Linked DNA regions of Homo sapiens: region 1 is linked to region 2. A link is an interaction called in ENCODE POLR2A ChIA-PET data of the cell type or tissue named here. Cell type or tissue: B cell. All regions are shown on one strand. Each heading gives the region's core, and the rest is flanking DNA. Links, peaks and the distances in the headings are about the cores only. Region 1 overlaps VPS45 (vacuolar protein sorting 45 homolog). Region 2 overlaps VPS45 (vacuolar protein sorting 45 homolog).

Region 1 (2,922 bases), core at 169-2,668, 53 kb before region 2:
AGAAACTTTTGATAATATCAAAAAGTAGAAAGAAAATTAATTGCCTATTATTCTGTCTCCCAAAGAAAAGCAACTATTTATCCCACAGATTTCACTGGGGACTTCTTTTGTGCCACGTACTAAACTAAGTACTAGAGATAAAAGGTTAAAAGTTACAATTTCTGTCCTCAAAGAGCTCATGGTCCAATTATGAGAAAAATAAACATAATTTTAATTGTAGAGTAAGTGCTAGAAGCATGTACAAGAAGCTATCCATAAAAGCATAAAACATTTTGTTGTACGTTTTTTTTTTTTTGAGATGGAGTTTTGCTCTTATTGTCCAGGCTGGAGTGCAATGGTGTGATCTTGGCTCACTACAACCTCCGCCTCCTGGGTTCAAGTGATTCCCTGCCTCAGCCTCCTGAGTAGCTTGGATTACAGGCATGTGCCACCATGCTCGGCTAGTTTTGTATTTTTAGTAGAGATGGGGTTTCACCATGTTGGTCAGGCCGGTCTCGAACTCCCGACCTTAAGTGATCCACCCACCTCAGCCTCCCAAAGTGCTGGGATTACAGGCATGAGCCACCATGCCCAGCCTTGTTGTACTTATTTTAAGTGCGACTTAATGGAACTTGCTTTTTCAAGAATTCCTTTGGCAAATCTTTTAGGAAATAAGCACCTTCTTTTATAACCTTCTAAATTATTTCTTAATAAATCTAGTTTTCTTAAGATAAAATATGTATATAAATATTTCTAGCATTTAGATTCTAGATGCAGAAGGGAACATGCTAGAAAATACTTCATTTTGTCTAACAGACCTATGACTGAAAGTAATCTATTCTCCATAATTGGTGAAAAGGGAAAATTTGGAGATTTCTCATTTCCAGTTTTACCAAATAAATTCTCAATTTGTGAGACTGGAAACCAGTCCTTCCTCTCATCTCCCCTTAGGTAAAAATATAAAATAAAATGGGTTCAAAGGTAAGTTTCTGAATATCCCAGTGTTTTGATCAACTCACAAGGTTTTTCTGATAATATTAGTGTTCCCAGGACAAATATAGTACCACTCAGATCTGCAAGAACACACTTCTCATGCTGCAGAAAACCATAGAAGCATACAGGAAATGGTACAGCTTGTAACTGCAGTACCAATATAGCTCTATCTGTGAAGCCAAAAATATACTCTTAATTCACAGGCAAAAAATTGGAGCTAATAATAGCTCTAATTTGTTTTCTTTCTATCAAGAATATTAATCTTGCTGCCCTTTTTCCAAAAGTATGAAATCTAAAAGTATTTTGACTTTTCTTCAGTGTTTAATCAATTAAAATGACAGTCTTAATGCTTATAGCACAAAGTATGAATAAAATTTAACTCGAGAATCTTCATGTAAAGAAGACTAGTTAAAGAATGTTATCAGTTTTTATTTGTTTTCCTGAACGTTTACTATTTCCATATTCTGTCAGTTACCTTTTTTTTTCATAATTCTTTATTTAGTGGACATATCAGGCCATGGTCCACGAACTACTAGGCATAAACAACAATCGGATTGATCTTTCCAGAGTGCCGGGAATCAGTAAAGACTTAAGAGAAGTGGTCCTATCTGCTGAAAATGATGAATTCTATGCTAATGTAGGTGGTTTAAATTTTTTTAAATTGTCTTTAGTTGTTTTTATGTAAGAAGATCAATATTGGCTTGTTAGTATAGGGGCAGGCATGGGATTTCATGTGAAAGGATGATAGGGGCATCCTGTGCATAAACTGCCTCTGAAGGGAAGGCAGAAGACTTGGATTCTGACCCTTTAGCAATTTTTTTTCATAGAGATCACGTAGTTATTTACTTCTCTCCCCTCCAGTAGCTGTTTGTGAGAATAGTAATGGTATTCATCAACAGTGTCCCAGCTAATGTCCAAATTTGGTAATTAAAATAGAATTTCCCTGCCCTTCAATTCTGTGTTCCAAATTCTTTTTCACTTCTTTCAAGTTGTCTGAAAGTCAGACTAGTTGATGAAGTGTGCTTCCAACTTTCTTTTTCACAGAATATGTACCTGAACTTTGCTGAGATTGGTAGCAATATAAAGAATCTCATGGAAGATTTTCAGAAGAAGAAACCAAAAGAACAGCAAAAACTAGAATCAATAGCAGACATGAAGGTAAATTGAACATGTACATGAATGACAAACATGTGACAGTTTGGTACTATTCATGTAAGCAACACTTTTGGAATCTTCTGGGTCTAATTTCTACCTTGATTGATTTTATTTGGTTTGAGACTTATTTTCTGTAATGTCTTTAAACAATATAGTGAAAACTTTATGATAAGCCATGTGCTTCTTTCCATTCTTCAGTAATATCTGGACTATTTAAAGACTCAATCTATTGCTGGGAGCAGTGGCTCACGCCTGTAATCCCAGCACTTTGGGAGGCCGAGGCGGGTGGATCACCTGAGGTCGGGAGTTCAAGACCAGCCTGACCAACATGGTGAAACCCCGTCTCTACTAAAAATACAAAATTAGCCAGGTGTGGTGGCGCATGCCTGTAATCCCAGCTACTCGGGAGGCTGAGGCGGGGGAATCGCTTGAACCTGGGAGGCGGAGGTTGGGAGGTTGCAGTGAGCCAAGATCACGCCACTACACTCCAGCCTGGGCAACAAGAGCAAAACTCTGTCTCAAAAAAAAAAAAAAACTCAGTCTACCAACATATACCAGTTCTTCTCTTCTTAAGCATAACAAAATGCCATGTGGCTGAAAGTTGTAGATGCTTTAATCTGGGCTGAAAAACAACCCCCGCTTTCCCCAACCCCCATTCAGTACATGCTTATCCTCAGTCAAAAAATAACAGAACCTCCCATTGATGTTTTTCCCATGGCAGGCGTTTGTTGAGAATTATCCACAGTTCAAGAAAATGTCTGGGACTGTTTCAAAGCATGTGACAGTGGTTGGAGA
Region 2 (2,922 bases), core at 265-2,764:
GTAGTTCCATTTCCATTTGTGTTCACTTAAAATTTCTCCTTTGGGGCCCCCCAGAGTCAGTACCACTATAATTAAAAGATGAAGGCCAGGCGTGGTGGCTCACGCCTGTAATATCAGCACTTTGGGAGGCTGAGGTGTATGGATCACCTGAGGTCAGGAGTTCGAGACCAGCCTGGCCAACATGGTGAAACCCCATCTCTACTAAAAAAAAATACAAAAATTAGCCGGGCGTGGTGGTGGGCGCCTGTAATCCCAGCTGTTCGGGAGGCTGAGGCAGGAGAATCCTTTGAACCAGGGAGGTGGAGGTTGCAGTGAGCTGAGATTGTGCCACTGCACTCCAGCCTGGGCAACAGAGCGAGACTCCATCTCAAAAAAATAAAGAAGACTTGCAAAGAGTCTTCAGCATTCATGGTTGCTACAGCTGGGCTATTTGGGGCTTCGTTTCTTGCATTTTTTAATAGTGTTCACCATGCTGCCCCTGTAGTTGTGGTTGTTCTGACACATTGATGTGGGCTTGAATGTTCCCATACATCTACACCTCTTTTTATTCTCAGATGATAACTACCTTTCAGATATGTTCTCAGATGATAACCACCTTTCAGATCTCTGAGTTCTGTCCTTGAGGAGTCCATTTTTAACCCTGTGGACGATGAGGGTAATTTTTTCCTTTCTCTTCGCATGACATTCCAGTGAATGACACAAACAGTGCTAGATCCATGCAGAATCTCATTGTTTGCTTTTCTTGCTGTTTCTTCTCAATAAGAGAGGAAATAGTGCCAAGGGCTCCTGTTTGCTTCTTTGTTTTGTTTTGTTTTGTTTCATTTCATAAATCAGGTGGCCAGTACTAAGGAGGGAATTCCGAAGGAATAGCTACATTTTTGAATAGGCAATTATATCATTTGTAAGAAAGTGTCATAGGGTAAAATAACCCCAGTGGAATTAGTTAGAATCAAGGAAATATCTTATACTTTAATTCAGTGTATTCCAAGACTTATTATATAGAAAATTTATTTGAGGAGATATTGATAGGTATTCCATTTTTAAAAGGGTTCTATAGCCAACTAAGTTTGGAAAACACTCTATCCTTCTCTTGAAAAGTCAAAACTCATATTAGCATATTAAAGATTCTGAGAAAATCTAGGGTAAAGAAACCCACTTCACTTTTGTGTTTTTTAATTGTATTTTAATATAATATTTGATAAAATATATGTAGCATGTAAGTTAGAAAGCATAATATAATAAATACGCTTGAGCCTTTCACCTAACCCAAGGACTAGAAAATTGCCAGTAACATAGATGTATCCATGTGTTCCTCTCCAATTACATCCCTTATCTCCCTACAGCAGGTAAGTGCTAACCTAGATTTTGTATTTAATTCCCTTGCTTTGGTGGAAGAAGATTGTGTTTTTAGCACTTACCTATGTATTTCTAAATAACACATTGTTTAGTTTTGCTTGTTTTTGAGCTTTATAAAAATAGTATCATACTTTTTTCATTAAACTTTGCTTCTAAGATTCATCTGTATTGTTGCAGGTAACCTCAATCATTTTTCAGTGCTGTGTAACATTCCATTATGTGAACATACCACAGTTTACTTTTCCATTCACCTGTCCATAGACGTGAGGTTTTTTGTTATATTTTTTATTATTACTATTGCTCCTCTCAAGGAGAAACAAGAAGAAAATGTGAGCTAAGAATATTGACAGAATATTATGATTATATTGTTTGGGAGCATTAAGGAGTATATTTATTGAGTGGCTGCCTTTACTATTCAAGGCAGGAACTAAAACGCAAACATAAATAAAACATCCCTGTCTTCAATGATCTTATGGTCCAGTGGAGGAGTCAAACAAATTCTGTATTTTTCATATTAGGATATGATTAGTCTCAAAGACTAATGGCACAAAATAAACATGACACATCTTTTGAAGTGCCCAGTTTCTTATAATCAGGGGGATGTGCAGGGGTAGAATTAAATAATTTAACTGATAAGTACCTTAAAATATGTTTGTGTCAAAATTTAAAAGGTCCTTTTATGAAAAATAATATAAAATTATTATGCATTTTTATTTTTTATTTTATTTATTTATTTTTTATGACAGAGTCTCACACTTGTCACCCAGGCTGGAGTGCAATGGCGTGATCTCGGCTCACTACAACCTCTGCCTCCCAGGTTCAAGTGATTCTCTAGCCTTAGCCTCCCCAATAGCTGGGATTACAGGTGCCTACCACCACACCTGGCTAATTTTTGTATTTGTTTTAGTAGAGACAGGGTTTCACCAAGTTGGCCAGGCTGGTCGCGAACTCCTGACCTCACGTGATCCACCCTCCTCGGCCTCCCAAAGTGCTGGGATAACAGGCATGAGTCACTGGGCCTGGCCAGTTATGCATTTTTAAAACAAAATACTGAAAGTCAAAGAAAGATGTAAGCTGATATACCAATCTGGACTACACCCTTAGGACTCATAATTCATTTGCTTCTTTTTGTCCTCTGTCGCCCAGGCTAGAGTGCAGTGGTGTGATCTCAGCTCACTGCAACCTCCGCCTCCTAGGTTCAAGCAATTCTGCCTCACCCCCCTGGGTAGCTGGGATTACAGGCACATGTCATCCCACCTGGCTAATTTTTGTATTTTTAGTAGAAATGGGGTTTCATCATGTTGGCCAGGCTGGTTTTGAACTCCTGACCTCAGGTGATCTGCCTGCCTCAGCCTCCCAAAGTGCTGGGATTACAGGCATGAACCACCACGCCTAGCCCTGCTTCTTCCTAGGTATAAAAATTTGAGGCCGGGTGCAGTGGTTCATGCCTGTAATCCCAGCACCTTGGGAGGCCAAGGCGGGTGGATCACCTGAGGTCAGGTGTTCAAGACCAGCTTGACCAACACGGCAAAACCCCATCTCTACTAAAAATACAAAAATTAGCCA

What was found. Peaks named below come from ENCODE experiments on the same cell type or tissue, not always from the same donor. Only the 100,000 strongest peaks of a DNase experiment are listed, where the experiment ranks them.
Region 1: POLR2A ChIA-PET joins it to region 2 with 6 read pairs; 12 of 35 experiments call an interaction of 5 or more read pairs at or near these places.

What each region holds. Positions count from the first base shown.
Region 1 is chr1:150,079,868-150,082,789 of GRCh38, forward strand. It overlaps VPS45 (vacuolar protein sorting 45 homolog), which reads left to right. Exons shown (of 15, transcript NM_007259.5): 8 at 1,475-1,609; 9 at 2,017-2,130; 10 at 2,849-2,922. Among named protein-coding and RNA genes, the nearest start is that of VPS45, 14 kb to the left of the region's middle. In B cell, for the core only: no CTCF peak of the experiment used is centred there; no DNase peak of the experiment used is centred there; H3K4me3 peaks cover 384 bases; H3K27ac peaks cover 930 bases.
Region 2 is chr1:150,133,185-150,136,106 of GRCh38, forward strand. The region is part of intron 14 of VPS45 (vacuolar protein sorting 45 homolog); the gene reads left to right. Among named protein-coding and RNA genes, the nearest start is that of PLEKHO1, 15 kb to the right of the region's middle. In B cell, for the core only: no CTCF peak of the experiment used is centred there; no DNase peak of the experiment used is centred there.